Regions from separate parts of the Mus musculus genome. Here all the other regions are linked to region 4. A link is a loop called in an ENCODE intact Hi-C map of the cell type or tissue named here. Cell type or tissue: left cerebral cortex. All regions are shown on one strand.

Region 1 (5,000 bases), 460 kb before region 4:
CGTCATCCTAACATTTGTTTATCTAACCAGCTCATACTAGTTTGTGCAGAACACTTTTATTAAAAAGAATTCACACTCTGGCATCACTACCAGAATCCATCACTGAACCAGAATTCAGTGTGGCTTCTTCCATGTGCAATAAAGATTCCAGTAGAGATCTTGTAAGAGGATGAGAGCCCTGACATTTGAGAGCTAGGGGCTTCCTGGTTCCTGTTTTCTGTGGCAGAGATAACCATAGTCACTTGGAGCAATGTAACAGCTTGTTCTCATGAGTGGCTGTCCAGGCTCATCCATTCCACAGAGCATAGCTTTCCATGTTTTAGTCTATTATCAGCATGGCCTAATCAGTTAAACAATTAGTTGGCATTGTCTTTAGTCTGAAAGAAGGCTCTACATCTTCAGCAACCCTTTCTCTAGTTGGGATGATGAGTTTGTCTTTGGCCAGAGGTTGTTGATTATGCAGGTCCCCTGAGATCCAACTGCCCGTTGAAAAGCATTGGTTCAGCCAGAATTATATTGCTGAAGTCTCCCTTATGCTGAGAGCAAAGCCTTGGGGGGTCTGAATAATCCAGGGGTACAGTCCCCTACTGCTACTACACACTCCACATTTTGGGCTAGGTTTTTTTGTTCTGAAGTAAGGCCTCATTTTATAGCCTAGGCTGACCTTTGGTTCATCGCTACGGATTACTGCACGGGCCACCATCAATGGCTGGTCTTCACAATTCTCTTAAAGCATAGGCCGGCCTATATATACTTTAAGCTTGAAAGAGAGGTGGCCTTCAAAATCAGCCAGGCTTCTGTGGAGATAAGGGACTGTTCTTCCCGACTTGCCAGTCAGATCCTCACTCGAGGGAGTGCTCCCAGCAGAAGGAACACTGAGGTCACCACGAAGGTAGGATTCAAATTAGTGGCTAGGTGAAGGAACACAGAAATGGTTTTGTTTTAATAAAATATAGAACATCTAGAGACAAATAGACACTTTCTGCAGAGTTAGTTGAACTTTGCACATACTATTCAAATATTCTAGCACTGAGCTGAGTCCCTAGTAAAATATAGTGTCAAGCCTTTGTTATAGACATAGATAGATATGGAACTTTAAAATACAATGATTATTTCATAATACAGAAGTTTCCTTTGAATCTGATGAAGATAAGGAGGCAGTAACACATTTTGTTTTTCTAGTTGGTTGGTTCTTGTTTGTGAAATTGAGATTTTATGATAGCCTGGGAGTTGTACCCACCCATATGTGTAATTTTGTATGCAATTGAAAGTATAGACATTTACTGGGAGGTGTGTTACTTTTATAAAAGAAGTCCTATCATTCGAACATTAGGGCTCCTCAGACCCTTGCAATTATATGTGTGTGTGTGTGTGTGTGTGTGTGTGTAAAATTTTGACCTGTTTTTTTAGTGAGCATGTATGCCGAGAGATTCATACATGCTATACCACCTGCTTCATTTCATCACTTTAAAATTCATGATGCCCATAGATGAAATAAGTAAGGAAACTGAGGTACAGAAAGATTAATTTGGGAGCTGGAGAGATGGCTCAGCAGTTAAGAGCACTGACTGCTCTTCCGAAGGTCCTGAGTTCAAATCCCAGCAACCACATGGTGGCTCACAACCATCTGTAAAGAGATCTGACGCCCTCTTCTGGGGTATCTGACGACAGCTACAGTGTACTTATTTATAATAAACAAATCTTTAAAAAAAAAAAAAGATTAATTCGATCCAAATCATGGCTGGTAGTCTTCTCTCAAGTTAAATATTAACGTTTGTAACGTCTGCAGCTGTACTTCCTACCAGTGTTGGTAGCCCTTACAAAAGCATTGTAGAAGAAAGTATTCAGGAAAAATTTTTTCCAAATCAAATTAAATCAGTGTAATGTGTACTACATTTGAATTTTCACCAACTTTGTCAATAGGGATTTACTCACCAACTTAGTTACAATTTAGGGATGGCGGTCTCTAATTTTACCACAAGGTGGCACCAAACACCGCCTTCTATAAATGGGGAGCTCGTTCTCCGACGTAGTCACAGTTTAGGGATGGTGGTCTCTGATGTTACCACAAGGTGGCACCAAAGCGCCATTGTTTCTAGTCTACAATTTAGTTCTTATTAATGAAGTTTGTCCTTAGAAATGTGCTTAAATTGAAAATTATATTTTTTAAAGACGAAAGGTTTTTCAAATGTAGACAAAGAACTCTTCCTAATAATAACCTAAAAGTCAGCAAACCTATAGGAAATTGCAATGGAGGTGAATATCTATAGCCTTAGTGGGGTTGTCTATAGTAACAGTTTTGTAACTGAACAATGCTAATTGCAAAAACATTATCTTTGGCTTTGAGTATCTTTATCCAAGTTCCATGAAGATGGAAAGAATAATTTAGAGGCTCACAGCAACTTCTTGTAAATAAGCCAAAGGCCATCTGGGTGGCTAGGATTAATTTGCTTTCATGACACTAAATTTGTCTAACATCTTTTATTTCCTATAAAAATCAGAGTTAAAAATTAAATCAGTTATAGAGGATAAAGAGCAGTTGACCTGGATATTAACTGGCTGTCCTGGTAATGAGGTATGCTGCTTTGAGTTATGTAGTTAACCTCTGGGGATGGTTTCTCACTGTGGTGAAAGGATTGTGTTTGATCTTTAGGTGAAGGTCTCTCTGTGGTGCCCCAGTCTTGAATTTGTGGACTAAGAAGAGATGCTTCTGTCTCAGCCTTCAGCTTAGTGGTTCAAACCCAAGTGCCCTACCACCAGAGTGTTCTGCTGGTGCCTGAAATGAGCAACTTTAAGCTATGACCTCTCTCTCACCTTCTATGTCTCATTTATTGTTTCTGAGCATCTTGAAAACGTTAGGGAGAAAGGGTTGAGACAACATGAGACAGAACATCCTAGTCATTGCTACTCAAAAGTGGGCTCTCCTACCTGTGCATGTGTGCCTTCGTTAACTCTAGAGTAAACACGGAGATGCTGTTAGGCCCCCAAGACTTAGGGAAGGGATTAAACTAGGTTAACCTTTATTAGGTTCCTTACACTTCAAGTTCCTAAATTCCATAAATAAAATTAGATTGCATGCAATTTGAGTGAATAGAGGGATTTCGCTTCACGCCTTAAATTCCAAGGCTGTCCAGAAAATGCAGCTCTTGACTCTGTGGGAATCCTAATAGGGACATCGGGTGGACTATTCCCACCCCATCGACTCCGTGGGAATCCTTCTAATAGGGACATTGGGTGGACTATTCCCCACCCCATCGGCTCTGTGGGAATCCTAATAGGGACATCGGGTGGACTATCCCCACCCCATCGACTCCGTGGGAATCCTTCTAATAGCGACATCGGGTGGACTATTCCCACCCCATCGGCAGGTCAGCGTTGCCTTATGGACCGATCCCAGGACCAATACACGAAAGGCAGACCTGTTGCTGGGTGGGTTGGGGCTCCTGTGATGAAGGATGTCCTTGCTTAGCTTTTATAGGCCTGCATTGTACCCCAGGACTCTTCCCCCTCAGTTTCTCAGGCTTTTCCATTCCATCTCTTTCTTGCCTGAGACAGACCTACCACTACCTCGACACCCAGACTTGGCCTGCCTCAGTCCACTCCCTGCCCATTAATGTTTCCTTTAATCAATATTTCATATATGTAACCTTGTATTGGGGTTTGTGCCTAAAAAGACCCCTGCTTGCACCATTCTCTAGCAGGAGGCCATGATTTGGGGAAGAGCTTACAACAGGATCAGGAATTTTTAAACACTGACAATCCAGGGTCCATCTCTGACCTACTCGAATGAAAACAATAAAGTTCTCTGTGAAGTCTATGTTTAAAATCTCCCCAGGTGACTTCTGTGTGGACAGAACTATATCAATCAAAACTCTTCTGTCCTGAATAGAGTGGATCCTTAGGAGTAGACACTTAGCGGACCCTTCTAAAAGAAGGTCGAGCCAGAGAGGGGGCTCAGAAGGTAAAGGGGCCTCCTTGCCAATACCTTGATTGAAGTTTGATCCCAGAGACTCACAAGGTATACAAAGAGTCTGGTCAGCTGTCCTCAATCTTTCACTCCATACATAGCATGGCATGCTCATGTATGTATACACACACACACATCTATACATAATAAAAACTTTAAAGGATTCTAAAATTATTCGGTAAATAATAACACATTATTTTAAACTCAAAGGAGCGAACTAAGACAGCTGTTGTAATGTTTCCCTACCAGTTCAGCATCCCCTGTCTTCAGTTTCATAAGAATTTTAACTTTCTCTGTTGTTCTTCAAAGTGACTTTTATATGGTTTAATATTAAGCATGACCTGGGATGGGAAAGGCAGCAGGAAAGATAAATTGTATCGTGTTTGGCCAAACAGCAGGAATGGACAGATTCAGAGAAGCCGATAAAAAAAATGAAAAATAATAATAATTAAAAAAAGGAACACAGGCGTACTTTTTTACAAACAAACAACAAAGCATAAAAGGCTTAAAACTCTGAGGAACTGGGGATCACATGCTGAGCCATGGCTCGCAAGAAATCTATCCTGAACCATTCTAATATTCTATTGCATTGACTAAATCCTCCTAGTGTTTTGTTTGCTTTTGTTTTTGTTTGTTTGGTTTTTGTCTGTGGGGAAGGGTTTTTGGTTGGTTGGTTTCTTTTGGTTTGTTTTGGTTTTTTGATTTTTTTGTTTTTTCACTTTACCATTTTTCAAAGAGATCAGAGTACTATTTAGGGTTGGTAATGTGCTTTTCAAAGACGTCACCCTGGGCTGGAGAGTTGGCGCAGCATTTAAACACTCTTACTGTACTTGCAAAGGAAGGACCCATGTTCAGTTCCCAGCACCCTCATGGTGGCTACAACTATCTGTAATGGGATCCGATGCCCTCTTCTGGATCCCCTGCATTCTTCTGACCACCAAGGGAACCAAGCATGCAAAATACACATATACATAAAACAAATCTATTAAGGAAAATTTTAAACTGAAAGCATTGTATCCAGATGGATTTTTTT
Region 2 (5,000 bases), 130 kb before region 4:
ATAACAATAGTATTTGCTATGAAAGTAGAAATAATTGGTATATACAAAAGGTTCACAGCAGAATTCATCACCCAGTAGCCCATGTGAGTAACTATTGCTTTCAGCTATAATTTGGTTGTAGCTATAATCTATAAAAGGGCACTAGTAGATATTTGTAATCTGGATAATGATCCAATACTATGTTGTTTGCTGTTCAGCTCCTCTCAGCTTTGGTTGCTCCATGCCCTCCCCCCACCCCAGGGTAACTGCTTCATATTAAACAGCCTGCTTTGCTTTCTGTGTTCTCCCTGATTTTTTTTTTTTTTTTTGAATCAAACATAGCTCCAGGCTCACCTTGTATTTTCCCTGCTCTGGCTCTCAAGTCACACTTTTTAGAAGATATCTTGATTCCCTCTACAAAGAATACAGTTGGAGATGAAGGCCTAAGTTCTGGATGAGCTTACTTGTTTTAGAGATATCAGCATTTACTAAATGAATCACTGAGCCGAGCTGGTCTGGAAGGCACCACCCAACAAGGTATAGAATAATGGCATCAAGCTCGAGTCAAGCAAAATGCAGGTACTGACTGGAGCTTGAGGATGCCCAAAAGGAAGCCCTAGAGAGCAGAATCAGTAGAAAAGATGGAGGGTGCATGTATAGATAGTGTGAGACAAAGACTTTATATTGAGTCAGATGATTTCAGTTGCTGTTAGTCTCTGGGATCCGCTAAGGGTTCAGGTTAGTTAACTCTGTTAGCCTTCCTGTGGAGACCCCAGAGGATGACAACTGTTTATCACTCTCTTGTTTAGAGTGGGTTAATGATGTGGGGAAAGGCTCTACTAGATGGTTCTAGCATCTTTCATGCTGTTTAAGGCATCGCTGGGTACAGTAGGGCCTAGATAGATAACTTTTTCGCTCATTTCCTTCCTGCCTATAGACTTTGAGGCAGGGTTTCTCTGTATAGCCCTGGCTGTCCTGGAACTCATTCTGTAGACCAGGCTGGCCTCGGACTCAGAAATCTGCCTGCCTCTGCCTCCCAAGTGCTGGGATTAAAGGCATGCGCCACCACTGCCCGGCCCTGCCTATCGTCTTAAGGCTTCTCTATGTGTCCCCTTCATGTGGGCTAGTCGACTTCCTCGTCACACGGCAGCCTCAGAACATTTGGTCAGTTTACTTGTCACTGAAGGCCTCAGTGCAGGCCTCCCACTGGGCAAAGCAGGTGGGAACTCCCCCCTTTTCTGACCTAGCTTTGGAATGTAATTGTATAGGAATCTGTTGGTTAAAAGTGAGTCACAGATGACTGCAAGTCACAGGGAGAAGGCACAGACTATCAGTTGGTGGACCGCCATCTAACACTTGAGCAAGAGGGGTAATCTTGTTTTAGTCATCTCTGGGAGAAAAGTTCTGCTGCAAGCTCACCTACGATTCCAAGACATGTGCATTTGTGCTTCTTTGACTCATAAAGTCTGAAAGGCACAGCCTAAAAGTAATCAATTGCTATTTGCCAGCCTTCTGCATCCCCTTCCTCTATTTTCATTTTCTGTTCCTTTCCTATTGGAGACATTTCTCTGCTTCTTTGTCAGGCTTTTGTTCTCTTTTGATTCACAGATGAATTTTGGCATAGGCCTTTAAGCTCAGCACCTGGGAGGCAGAGGCAAGTGGATCCCTATGAGTTCTAGGCCAGCCTGGTCTACATATCACGTTCTAGGCTAGCCAGTGCTATGTAGTGAAAGCCTGTCTCAAAACAAAATGCTCAAAAAAATGCTGTTTGCATTTGATATGATTTAAACATTCCAAGTAAAGAGAGAATAAGATGGAAGAAAAGAGTGAACATCTGACAGCACAAGGACAAATGGACAAAGATGGGACAAACAGCCAGGGGTACTAAGTGTGGGAGAGTGCACAGGAAACAGTGGAGAATGTTTAAGTAGAGATATGAGGAACGAGAATGGGGAGCTTCACTAGCGTAAGAGCTGCCACAGTACTGGGGATGTAGGGATGGGACGGACTTAGGAATATCCTTAAACCACTGAGAGCACATGTAAGGGGGGTGGTGGCCACAGCACTTGCCAGACCTGCAGTGGATCATGTGACCAAAAGGACTCCTGCCAGACACATGCTGAAATCCTTCTGGTTCTTCAACACTTGCTCAAAGCTACACGCTGGTATAAGCAAGCAGGACTCTGGCAACTAGTGTCTCTCATTCAGGACTGTAAATTATGCGCACTAGACTTGATCTGTAGCCTTTTGTCCACACTCTTGTCTCTGGTCCTGTGAGCTTCTATGCTGTTTCCTTTTCCTGCTAGTATTTATTCATTTCCTGTTTTTCTTATGCCCGTATCCATTTTCCACCGCTGTCTGTATTTTACCACTGAGCTTTCTCTATGTACACACACACAGACACAGACATACACAGACACACACAGACACACACACAGTCTCACACACACACACACACACACACACAGACACACACACACGGACACACACGGACACACACGGACACACACACACAAGGATACACGGGCACACATGGACACACACCTCTCACAGAGAGAAAAAGAGAGAGCACCAGCAGGCTTTGTTCTTTAGGCTCTTACTATCTGAGTTTGTGTAAGGAAGCAGAGCTTAATAAAGACTGTGGGCTAATATTCTATCTCAGCCACTAGATGGCGTCCCTGACTAAAGAAGACACTGAGAGGCTCGTTTTCTTCAGTCAGTTGTTTCCTCTGCCAGAGCAAACATCAATCGCACTCCAGGCAAACTCCACCCCAGTCTATGCCAAAACCTCTGTAAACTTTGCTGGGGACACGTAGCTTCAGTATTTTCCATTTTCTTACCAAGGGACTACCTCCACTGCCTTCACAATGAATTTTCCCCCCTAGTACATGGTCCTGCTTAATGCCAGAATGGTTTGTTTCCTCATTATCTTCCATTTCTCCAGCTTTAGGTATTGTCTATTCTTTGAAGAGTTGTTTGCTCCTTGATAGGATTTTTTTTGTTGTTGCAATAATTCATGATAAACTATAAACAAGTGCTTTTGAAATGCCATAAATTTAATGCTATGGTTTATAATTTAGAATATGTCGCTGTCTTAATAATTTATCATAGACAACTATGAATAAAACATGCAAGGGAATCTTGCAAATCCTTGTGATGCTGGTGATATGGGATTTTGAACATAAGCAGGCAGTCTTAAACTTCCTTCTTGGAGGTGGAGTTGTTCCTCTGGCTAATATTTATATACTAGATCAGGTAGTCCATTTATTCTGAAGATTGCTGGATGCCAGTGTCCACTTACTATGCAACTAAAAGACCATTTATTAAGCATAATGTAGATCAATTTAATGAACTATAAACTTACACATATTTATTTGTATCTAGTTCAGCCTCACTCTGGAGACACATAGGCTGACTAACCATTTGCAGGTTTTGCTTGTCTCGTTTATTTTTGTTTGTACAAAAGCAATAGATTTGCATTTGACAATGAATGACTTGTTTTCCAGCTCAGCTCCATGGAACATTGAGCCAGCCAGCTTATGTTAGCCTTGGGGAAGCCAGACACTGAAACAGCCTCTGCTGTTCTGCTCTTTAGACAGGCGAAGGTCACGGGGGCTGAAGGAAAATAAGTGAGTTTTCTCCACACTCTCCTAAGCACAAGGGTATGGTTCCTGCCAGTGATGTTTAGTCTCCCTTTGTCTCTGCACCTCTTGCATCTGAAACAGAGGGATAGAGAACAGTCTGCCTGCCATCTTAGCCATATGCTGTTGTATACCCCAAAACACACTCTTACCTCAAAGGGTAGGAGAGTTTCATCTAGAGCCAAATAGAAGTGGACACGGGCCAGAAATGCAGATGTAATTTACTTCTAATTCCATATGACAACAGTTTTGTGAAGTTTCGTAGTTAACACAGTAACAACATAAAATAAGGCACATTTTAAATGCATTGACAGAAACACCAGGTGGCTGGTTACAGTAAATGAGGCAATCTCTGTTATAGACTATAAAGACCATTTGAGCATATTCTTAAACTTTTGGTGGCAGCTAGTGTTCTGTGAGGTTGGTATATTTCAAAGATTTTCACCTAATAGTCACAGACACAGAATTGGGCAAAGACTGGCTACTAAGGAGATTGAAGATGGCCCCAGATAAATTGTAAATAGGCTGTGGATCTGGAACATTTCAAACGCCATAATTATTGAGTTTCTAATAGTCAGCCAGCCTGCAGAAGGCTCAGTGTAAGGTGCATTTTATTTCTGGGAATTTTGTTCATACTGTCAAAGACTAGAAAGAGGATATTAAGCTACTGTCAGGTTGACTAGTCCAACAGTGCAGAGGCTCTGAGGGCTGTGAGATGAACAGTGAGAACCAGCTTAAGTCTATTTTTCCTATTGTCTCATTTTAGGCTTAAATATTTAAGGCACAGTAGATGGTCCCTTAGAAAAAGCACCAAGTCCAATTTCCTTTCTGTAGATCTGTAAAGTGAGATGGATTTTGAAGAAAGATCGATCACTTGTGCTATAGGAAATATAGGTAGGAAATAGGTACAAGAAAGCATGGGGCATGAGACAAAGTGAGGTAGAAATATATTTTTGGGGTTGTAGGTAAGAAAAATGTGGGCAGAACAGAATAGAATAGGCGTAGAAACAGAGAGAAAAAAAATCTTAAAATCCAAACAAGTAATATAAAATGAAGGCAAGAAATATTTGTGCTTCACTGTTTCTTAAAACCTGAAAGTTAGGCAGTGGTAGTGCGTGCCCTTAGTCCCAGGAATTGGGTGACAGAGGCAGCTGATCTCTGAGTTTTGATCTCTGAATGAGGCCAGCTTGGTCTACAGAGTGAGTTCTAGGACAGCCAAGGCTACACAGAGAAACCTTGTCTCAAAAAATCACATGAATGAATGAATAGAAAATTCAAAGTTGATGTAATGCAAAATAAAAATAAAATAAAAAGTTTTATTGTGTCAGCTTCTATTTCTTCCTTGTCAGAACCTTGTTTGATTTTTTTTTCCCCTTCCTG
Region 3 (5,000 bases), 450 kb before region 4:
TGAGCATGCCCAGATGGGAGCTTCCTTCACTTCCAGTGCCTCACAAAGGGCACAACAACTGGGTCACACTTTTACCTTCCCTTTCCTTTTAAAACAGTCTCCCTGTGTAGCCCATGCTGGAATTGACTTTGTGGTTCTCCATCTCCAGCTTCTATAGCTCTAGAGTTACAGTTTGTACCAACACAGCCACTTCTCAGGCTGCAGCCCTTACCTCCCTGCGGTGCCGCAAATGTACCCATCTGTGGGGCTAAGAGAAGCAGCTTCCTTCAGCAGACTAATATGTTGGATTTTTTTTTTCCTTGCTCTTTGCCAAGGGTGAAGGTTGAACTTGAGTTATCCTTGATATCTTCCCTGAGCTTAGGTGAGAGTGGTTGTCATTTGGGACAGTGCGCTGGATGTTGTTTCTTCATTTCATTGTGGTTTTATGTTCTAACAGGACAACTTGTCACAGAGATAAAAACTAATATAATAGATAGATTCATTCTCAGGGACGTTCACTGATGAGTAACTCTACGATTAGGGTTAGGGATATGAACCTTTTTCTTTTCTGTTTTGTTGTTGTTGCTGTTTTGTTTTTTTCAAGACCAAATTTCTCTGTGTAACAAGCCCTGGCTGTCTTCAAACTCACAGAGATCTGTGCTTTTTTAATTATACTGTACATGTGATTCTTATAACTACCAAAATTTGGAAACACTTGATGTACATACGTGTTTTGCCTGCATGTTTATGTGTTTACCATATATACACATGCATGCTTGATGCTCATGGAGACCGGGAGAATGTCAGATGCCCTGGTCTTGGAGTCACAGATAGTTGTGAGACACCATGAACGTGCTAGAAACAGAATCGATATCTTCTGCAAGAGCAGCCAGTGCTCTGAGCTACTGAGCTATCTCTCCAGCCACTTCGAAATACTTCTTTACTGAGGAGAGCTTCTTTACTGAAGAGAGAGAGAGAGAGAGAGAGAGAGAGAGAGAGAGAGAGAGAGAGAGAGAAACATGGAAATGAGTCTGGACATGGTGATTCATACTATTATTCCAGCATTCATGAAGCTGAGGCAGGAGGATGGTGAGTTGAGTTCAGTCTAGATTACATAGCAAAACTCTGTCAACATAAATATTTGTCAGAAATAAAAGCATCCATGAAGTGTATAGTTACCTTAATATAACAAAAAGTATACCTTAGAAGGAGTTGTGTTTTTTAAGAAAGAAGATTTTAGCTGGGCATGGTGGCACACGCCTTTAATCCTAGCACTTGAGAGGCAGAGGCAGGCAAATTTCTGAGTTCGAGGCCAGCATGGTCTAGAAAGTGAGTGCCAGGACAGCCAGGGCTATACAGAGAAACCCTGTCTCAAAAAACCAAAAAAAAAAAAAAAAAAAAAAAAAAAAAGACTTTAAGTATCAATTAGAATTAGACTTTTTCCTCACTTTATTTACTCATGAAATTGGCTGAAAAGTAATAGAAATGGAAAAACAAAAACAAAAAACAAGTTGCGGAGGCTTCTGAAATACTAACTAGACCAGGAGTGAGATGATCTTGGGCAGAGGGCAGAAGAACATGGTATCCAAGAGATTCTGAGGCCTTGTCTATAAAGTCTGAGCGCCACTGGTCTTTCTTTTTAAAGTTCTCTTTCAACCTTATAGTGAGGAAATTCATCTTTCTTAAAACTTGTCTGTATTTATTTATCCATTAGCATAACTTTAGAGTATATGGATTCAACCTGACTTTATTATTATTTAGCATATTCTTTAATGTAGAGATGGTAGATTTTTTTTTTTTTATTTAGGAAATCGGCTAGCTTTTCGTTAATTTATTTACATTTTCTTTTTTTTTTATTTGCATGAGGTGGCTAGTTAACTTTATACAGTATAGATATTTTAATGCTCTTCTTGCTCTAATGTAATGGGTTCATTAAAAATGTGTACAATCTAGAGTAAAAACAACCAAAGGCCTAGGAGAAAGCAAGAAAAGAGGCACTGAGAATGCTGATTTTTTTTTTTCTATAAACATTATGTGGGAAAAAGGAAGGGATGCTGATAGTTAACACACAAGTTGTTTCTGGTGTCTCAGGGGCAGTCAGCTGGCACTCAAATGTTCTCTTCCAGTGCTGGTTAACCGGCACCTCCTTGGCTGGACTCCTCAACATCCTTGTGTTTAGGGAGAAAGAAGTCTGATTGGTGTCATGGATGATTAACCGCTAATTTAGCTCCCAAGTGTGAATGAAAAAGGGTACTAAGATCTCAGAGGTGATGTGAGATACAGGAGGGGTCACGCTGTTTTAATTTAGTGCACGGTTGAACTCAAAAATTTGGATCAGATAGAAAGAAATGTTTCTCCCTCCTTTTCGACCCCCACCCCCACCCCCATTTCTTTCCTCTGTTTGCAAAGCTCTCAGTGCCCTTGCCCTTAAGAACAGCGAAGAGTCATTTGACACGTCTGAAAGCTGGAGGCGAGTTTTACTTTTCAGGTCATCCAATTTAGGAGATCCAATTTCTGCGGAGGGGAGAAAAAAACTGGGTGGGGGAGGGAAACAGCAGACTCCTGGTCTTCCGATCTGTCTACCTTCAATACACAACCTGACATGCAGATCCAGCCAAGTCAGGGCTTTTACTTGAACCTCCACTACCAGCCCCAGCAGCAGCAGCACAACCTTGTCACTCATTCCAGAGAAACACGCCCCATTCCTCTTGACCAATAATGGCTCCACTGCCTGCATAGTAATGAGCTCGAGACCTCCCCTGACCAATAGCGCTCCCGGAGCGGGGTTAGTTTTGCATGTACCTAAATGATTTGCATAACCCGGCGGCCAGGGGCTCCCGAGGCGAGCGTGCAACCCTAGAAGGGAAAAGGACGCGCGGAGCGGGAGCCGCCTCGGGGAGAGCGCGGACAACCAGGGTGTTTGTGAGAGCTGGGGCGGGGGTTGGGACGCCTGGCCGGCATGGCTGGAGGCTGCGCTCCGCAACCTTGAGGAGCTGTGCGGCTGGAGGAGGCCCGGGACAGGAGGCGGCGGCGATGGCAGCGCGCGGCCCGGGCAGCCGCTCTGGGCCGGGTCGGCTGGCCTGAGCCGCGGGGCTGCCGGTGCGCGTCCATGGAGCAGCGGGAAGGGAGAAACTGCGGAGCGCCGCGTCCTAACGCTCCGGCGGCAGACTGCTGAAGGAAGCGAGCGCACGCGGACCGCCGAGGGACGGCGCCCGGGCCCCGAGCCCCGCAGGCCGGCTGCCCCTGGTGCGGCGCGGTGCGGCGGAGGGCAGCGGAGGCGAGTCGAGCGAGAGGAGCCGCGGGAGAGGCGGGCGCGGGCGGCGGCCGCAGCAATGCCGGGCCCGCTGCGGCTGCTCTGCTTCTTCGCCCTGGGGCTGCTCGGCTCGGCCGGGCCCAGCGGCGCGGCGCCACCTCTCTGCGCTGCGCCCTGCAGCTGCGACGGCGACCGTCGGGTGGACTGCTCCGGGAAGGGGTTGACGGCGGTACCGGAGGGGCTCAGCGCCTTCACCCAAGCACTGTGAGTGCGGGCGACCGGGCTGCGGGTTGAGGGACCCGCGGGCGCTGCGGGGCGGAGCCAGGGCTCGACCCCAGCCCCCAACCCCAGCGCCCTGGGGGTGCACGAATCACCTGTGTGTGTGTGTGTGTGTGTGTGTGTGTTGGAGGGTCAGGGGGATTGGCCCCCTTTCCCGTATGCTGGCCTCTCCAGACTTAGCCACTTTGAATCTGAACCTCTAGGAGCTTTTTCTTTTTGCAGCTTTTTTTTGGGGGGGGGGGTGCAATTACTACCTCCTACCCCCCACCCCCCACCTCAAATCGCAAGTGCATTTAGGGCCAGGAGGGAGGATGCTGGAAACGCTTGCCCTTGGCAGCCTTTCACGTGACCTCTTCCCCCATGCGGCCCCCTGTTCGGCTGGCAAAACTTTGGCCACGGATGAGGGCGCCTAGAACTTGGCCTGCGTTTGCCGACCAGGCACGTTCCATGGGGAAGCACCTGAATACCCCCAGGGTTCCCGCAGGCGGAGTGAAGAAACACCTGTACCTAAGAAGGGGAATCGCTTTCCAGTTTGGCCCCGTCCTGCCTGTGCAGTGTGACACCTTAGCTCAGATCCACTCGGGACTCATTACCACGAGCAGAGCCCAGGGAGGAGGAGAAGGATTCGGCCTACCCTGGGCGGGGATCCTTAGTGAATAAGGCATTTAAAAGAAGGAATGCTGACCTGAGGTAGAGAATGTTGGGAGAGAAAGTTCTAGAGCATGTGATCAGTGCAGTCTGTAAGGTGGGCAACCGTTTTCCGCCTGTACCTTCAGCAGAGCCTTTCGTGTGAGCTGCCTGTGGTCAGGAAGAGTAGCATAGATGGTTCTGACCCTCCCCACCTCCTTCCCCAGAGACCCAGAGAGCCTTTAGCATCTCAGGGAAGAGGGGGAATCTGAAATAGGTGTTGGAGGTGATGTTGGCAAATGCCACCCGTAGAAAAAGAATGGGGTAATTGAGCGGAGGGCAGCTTGTATGGCCCTTTCAGCCTTCTCGTGTTGTGTGGCCTATTGCATGATTAAATCAGGAGCAGTCAAAGACCTGCTAGAGAGGAAGGGGCCCCGAGAGGCCCTCTGGCAAAGGAAACTTCCTTTTTACCTTCAAGCTATCAAAAGAGACCTCTTAGGCGTAGCTTTAAAGGAATAACAGATCGTGTGAAGGGAAAACTCCCTTTTAGGCAAGCTGGGGCATCACTGTATTTCCAGGTGGGTGGTGCCGAGGCATTCGGCTGGCCCTCTCAGGTTGGGGATGTGGAGAACTGAGACCCTTGGCTTTGCACCCTAGTCTCAGATTTTGGCCCAGTCTTAGGTGTTGTTGATGCCTGGAAAGACCCTTTCTTTCGAAATGATATTTGACTTTTCACCAAACCATGTGAAGCGATTTGCTCATAGAGGTCTATTAAATCTGAGCAGGGCTGGCAGGTGAGGAGCTAGGGTTTTCCTGTTTCTTGAAACTCTTTGGAAATAGAGAATTCAGGCAGAAAGAGAAC
Region 4 (5,000 bases):
CATAATATTAGCACAAAAAGAAGCTTGCCCGTAGTCTGTTTCAGTGTTCAGGTCTGTAGCAGATATGTCATCATACCTCTTCCTGCTCCCATGGGGATATCTCTATATTTTAGCAGCACTCAAATTTGTGCCTATGAGATCCTTCTTAACATAAGCTGGTGGGCAGCCATTAACAACTGATTGAGATTGACATGCAGAAGAAAAACCATTTTCCAGCCTCAATACATTCCAATATCCTATTACAACAGGCAAAATAAGAAGATTCCATTTGATTTGTCTGTCTGTATGTTGTAGCTGAGTGCTTTTGGGGCAATATTGTTATTTTCAGGCTGGAAGCAATCTGACTTTACAAACTCAAGTACCAAATATCATATTTGTTCTGATCAATATTTTTTGTCCTTCCTTTAAAGAAGGAAGCCCTTTAAAGTAACCCTGAGACAAATGTATATAGCAGATAAATCCTTTCTTTGCATAGAGGATAGAAAAATGGGATCACTGCTGAACAGAATGTGAACTCTTGCATACTTTGTGTGTGGATGCAAGTGGAAAGAAAGTATATTTAAGGTGGTGATAAATATTGGCCCAGGGAAGAATTGAAATAAAATGCATTTTCACATTTTAATTCATTTATTTTAAGAGCATAGAAATAGCTTTCAAATTGTTAGGCATCACTAACACAGAATGAGTGCATAGGAGATATGGACCTTTGTCACACATTTCCAATGGAGTCTATGAAAAATGAGAGAAATTTAAGATTTTTCCATCAGAAGAGTGGAAATCAAATGTATAATTCTTGTACAGGCTAGATCCCACTACCCCTTACTAGGATGGTGTATGTGAGCAGACAGGGTAAGATACTCAAAAATACAGCACCTTCTCCCTCTGTTTTTCTTTTTAAAATCTCATCCTTATCATATACTCTGATAAACTGGCTTCAATCCTATCTCCCCTCTCCTTTGCACTAGTCCCTCTCTGAAATATGAGAGTTATGACTGTAAACTAGAAAAAAAGCCAGTATTATATGAAAACATTTATTGGCTGAGTAATAAAATGTACATAAGGGATTTCTATAGTTAGACCCTCCCTCTGGAAATATAAGTTTTCAATAAACAAAAGGAAGCAATGCTATCTGAGTCCAAGAAGAAAAAAACATGCTGACAACTTAAATCATAGACACTTGAGTGTTAAGCAATCTGTTTCTTTGATGGTGAAGTGAAAGACACATCATGAGTGGGCAACCACCCTAAAGTTTTGCTATCTTAAATGTTGCATCTTCAACTTACACAAACCCACAATGGAACTTTGAACATCTTACTGGTGGTGATTTGCATGCAAATTCTCAATAACACTCTTACAACAAAACAGAAACAACTAAGAACATGGTAAATAAATAAGAGCGAAAGGAGAATCAATGAACTTCCTTGTCTGGCAGGCATGCCACACACCTGGGACCTCATCTGAAAATCAGGCATCTCAGCCTTCAGAGACCAAAGAGAAGCCTGCTGATGCAAAGGAGCCACGCACCTCGTCCCCCGCCAGGATGTGGAAGTTTAATCAGTCTTTCCACACAAATGCATCCTTTAGATGGAGTCGAAAGAAGAGATTCTGTTAGAGCAATAAAACCCTTTAGGAAATAACCCAGGGGTTAGTTTAAAATTGCTTTTTTTTGCAAGTGAAAAATCCTTAATAATAACATAAATAATGCACAAAACCAAACTAAAATCAGAATAACTCAACTTATTAAAATTTTTCTTTCTTTTCGAAAGATGACTTCAGACGTGTTCTGAAAGTGCAAATTTGGATAAAATGAAGCAGTTACAATGGAAATATTAGCCTGTCTTCTGTGCCCCACCCTCCAGATAGTCGCTTTTCAGTCGACCTAAGCGGGTCCCATGGCTCCTGATGGTATGTGCCAGCAGCTCGTATTTGTCTCTGAGCCCCACAGAGATGTCCAGTGTCTCCTTCAGCAAGGACCTGGTGTGGACCAGCATCCCCAGGAAGTCCTCATTGAGTCTGCTTTCCTGCCGGCTATCCTGCTCTTGGCCCTGCTTGAACTTGCTTTCCAGCTCAGTGAGGGACTTGTCAGAGTTGGAGTAGGCATCCCCGATCTGGTGGGACTCCCGCCTCAGGTACTTGCCATAGCTCTCTTCCCCATCCAGGTCGTAGGAGATGCTCTTGCTGATGCCCTCCAGGACGCGTCCAGCATCCTCCACCTGGCGGCCCAGTACTGTGAACTCCTCTCGAAGAGTGAGGCTCAGCAAGCTACTGGCTTGGCCCCCTTCCCCCTGGGAGCAGCGCCTGCGATCACTCACCCTGAAGAGCAGCTGGCATTTCTCGGGGTCATCATTCTCCTCATAGTCTCCATCAGGCACGAAGTAATGATGCAAAGTCCCATTAGACATTTCTGGGTACAGGGGGCCATCAAAGTAGCCTCGACACAGGTGGCAAAAGAAACCCATCCAGATCAACTTCGGGAACACCATTCTGGATATTCGGGAGAAGCGTTTTAGTCCAGGAACAAGGAAAAAGGTTCCCCCGGGTGTCAGCGGCTTCGGGAGAAGGCGCCCTCCTCAGGCGCAGCTCGCTTGCCGCTCTCTGATCCTGGTTCCTCCACAGGCTTCATGTGGCTCTACGCAGCAGCGGTGTGCACCACGCTCCTCAGCGTCCCTGATCCTCTCTCTACTGAGAGGCTGGACCTTTGCTGTTTTAGCAGGATAGCCCGACCCACCGACTGGGGACCTGCTGCTCCAGGCGCTGGCTTTGCGGTCACCTTCGGAGTTCCCTCTGGCTCCAGGGAGACGGAGCTAGTAGCTAAGGGAAGCTGTTCTGACACTGTTTCAACCCCTGGACTGGGTGGGAATGCAGCGTTTTCTTTCCCCTTGGCTAAAGATATCCTGAGGATTGCAGGACTCTCAAATTACAGCTAGTTTCGTCACTTGGAAGCCAAGGAACAAATTTGGAAAGAAAGCTTTCACCAGTTCCTTTATTAAAGGTACAGGGTCTCCTTTTTTCAATCTTGAAAAAGGAGACCCTGTACAATAAGACGTATCTTGAATGGGGATAGTAGAGGATAATTATAAACATAAAATCCAGCTGCTATTAGCATATTTAGGAAAGAGGTGATTGCTTCAGAGAAATGGCATTTCAGACATTTAAATACCAGATGAGAAATGTATTTTTTTTTACTCATTTTCAAAACGTTATTTTTTAAATAAAAAATTTGAAGTATTGGAAATAGTTTTGTTTGGAAATGGTTTAAAGGTTATTAAAATCAATACTTTTGAAACAAAATGAATATAGATAACCGATTTTTTATATTCATAGTGCATAGTTACTAATAAAAATAAAAATAAAAGTTTCCAGTTTAATCAATAAGAGGACAACTGGGACCTCTGTGTAATCTATTAGATAACGTTCCAGTGAGCCTTACTGAGTCTTTTGTGTAGTATTTGACTGCTGGGGTCTCCTGTCAGTTACTTATGAGGTTGGAATATTTATCTACAGTTAGAACGTTAAGCAAATTGACACGATCTCATAGATTGTATTCAACCATTAAGGTACAAAGATTTAAATTTAAGTTAAAAAAACCGTACTGCTTTGAAAGAAAATATTTTTATTTTAATTAATTCACAAATAGTGACATTACCACAGCTGGTTTAAAAAAGCCACCCAAACACGAGTCCAGCTGCCAGTTCCATAGCCTCTCCATAAATACACATGTCCTCAGAACACCATGTTCCATAGCTATTCCAAAGCAACGAAGCTCCTGCTAGTGTTTAAGTTGTGGATTCAGGCAGTACACATTCTCTGCCAATGCTTTTCCTGTTTATATATTCATATAACTTGTCCATCCCAGCTAATTTCTTCAACTTGTACTTCTTGATTGAACTAACCCATTTCTAAGTCTATACTGTATCAGCAGCACATGGAAACCTTTATAGAGTTTATCTCCTAGATTCTGGGCATATTTCCCAAACTGTTTTGTACCTTAAGAGCAAGGGCCCCCAGATTGCTGCTGAGCTTGCCGAGTTTCTCTAGGCTTCTGGTAAGTGATGCCAAGGTTTTATAGGCTAGGAGCTACCATAGTCACTAAAGATCCAATGATGGAGTAACACAATACATGCCCCACACGGGAGCTTACAGCCACCCTGGACACAGTGGCTGCCATGTGGTCCATCAGCCCTGTTTTTGGAAACAACAGCGATGTTTCTGTTGTTCTGAATTCTAGGTAATAGAGCTGCTGTTGCCAGATGAGCGTCAGTGCTGACCTGGGTGCAGCTCTCCTCTGAAGGATCCTGATGGACGTCAAGACCCCTTAAGACTTGTGATTTCAGCTTCCATGTGGTATCCTAAGAGCCGTTCTTGTGCCTAGAAATATGAAACAGGAAAAAGAGCACTAAATTTAAAAACAAATAAAACCCCCCAAGCCCTCTTTTTCCCAAAAGAGGCCATTTTTAGGTTTTAATTTATGAATTGATTGTCATAAATGGCCATTTGATAGGCCATCCATTTAATCAAATATTTATTGAACATTTATTATTCATCAAGTTCCGTTTCTGGTATTGAGAATACAACAATGAACATAACTAGAAACAAACCATGGCTTTCCTAGAGCTTTCAATCTGGGAAGTGCAGGGCGAATTGAAGTAAAAGTAAATAAACATATGTTGTATATTGAATAATTTCAGGATCGTGGAGAAAAGAAACAGGGAATTAAGTGGAAAGAATATGTAAGCAGGAAGATTCTGTTTCCAGAGATGCTTGCTATTTCTGCCTTGAAATGTAACCGAGCTACTCACAATGAGTATTCACTGTTCTGAGTCTCCCTCTGCAGCACAAAGGACAGCTTTCATTCAGATGCACACAGCCCTGTTGTCAGACTTGTCTTTACTCTTCCAGTCGCAGGCAATCCAGACTCCTGGAAGACAATGAAGAGCCATTTGACTAACTAGTGATTCTGCGTGTGAAATCACACACACAGACTTTTTGAAGCATGCTCA

The links. A loop is a pair of places that touch in the nucleus more often than their neighbours do. Peaks named below come from ENCODE experiments on the same cell type or tissue, not always from the same donor. Only the 100,000 strongest peaks of a DNase experiment are listed, where the experiment ranks them.
Region 1: a loop joins it to region 4, with 2.9 times the contacts of the local background. A loop is called at or near these places in 5 of 42 quality-filtered maps.
Region 2: a loop joins it to region 4, with 4 times the contacts of the local background. A loop is called at or near these places in 7 of 42 quality-filtered maps.
Region 3: a loop joins it to region 4, with 2.6 times the contacts of the local background. A loop is called at or near these places in 5 of 42 quality-filtered maps.

Annotation. Positions count from the first base shown.
Region 1 is chr2:109,902,351-109,907,350 of GRCm38, forward strand. Platr8 (pluripotency associated transcript 8) reads right to left here. Exons shown (of 5, transcript NR_033473.1): 4 at 4,214-4,308; 5 at 46-911. Among named protein-coding and RNA genes, the nearest start is that of Platr8, 8.5 kb to the right of the region's middle. In left cerebral cortex, a CTCF peak has its summit at 2,023 (motif pointing right); a DNase peak (open chromatin) is centred at 2,029.
Region 2 is chr2:110,227,227-110,232,226 of GRCm38, forward strand. No RefSeq gene overlaps it. Among named protein-coding and RNA genes, the nearest start is that of Gm22997, 12 kb to the left of the region's middle. In left cerebral cortex, a CTCF peak has its summit at 2,649 (motif pointing right); a DNase peak (open chromatin) is centred at 2,659.
Region 3 is chr2:109,914,810-109,919,809 of GRCm38, forward strand. It overlaps Lgr4 (leucine-rich repeat-containing G protein-coupled receptor 4), which reads left to right and starts at 2,838. Exons shown (of 18, transcript NM_172671.2): 1 at 2,838-3,496. The coding sequence starts at 3,312. In left cerebral cortex, CTCF peaks have their summits at 2,784 and 3,468; DNase peaks (open chromatin) are centred at 2,753 and 4,241; H3K4me3 peaks cover 2,460 bases; H3K27ac peaks cover 1,034 bases.
Region 4 is chr2:110,360,313-110,365,312 of GRCm38, forward strand. It overlaps Fibin (fin bud initiation factor homolog (zebrafish)), which reads right to left and starts at 2,681. Exons shown (of 1, transcript NM_026271.1): 1 at 613-2,681. The coding sequence starts at 2,483. The coding sequence ends at 1,830. All of the region lies in intron 2 of Gm30319 (a long non-coding RNA gene), which reads left to right. In left cerebral cortex, a CTCF peak has its summit at 2,575; a DNase peak (open chromatin) is centred at 2,666; H3K4me3 peaks cover 1,211 bases; H3K27ac peaks cover 625 bases.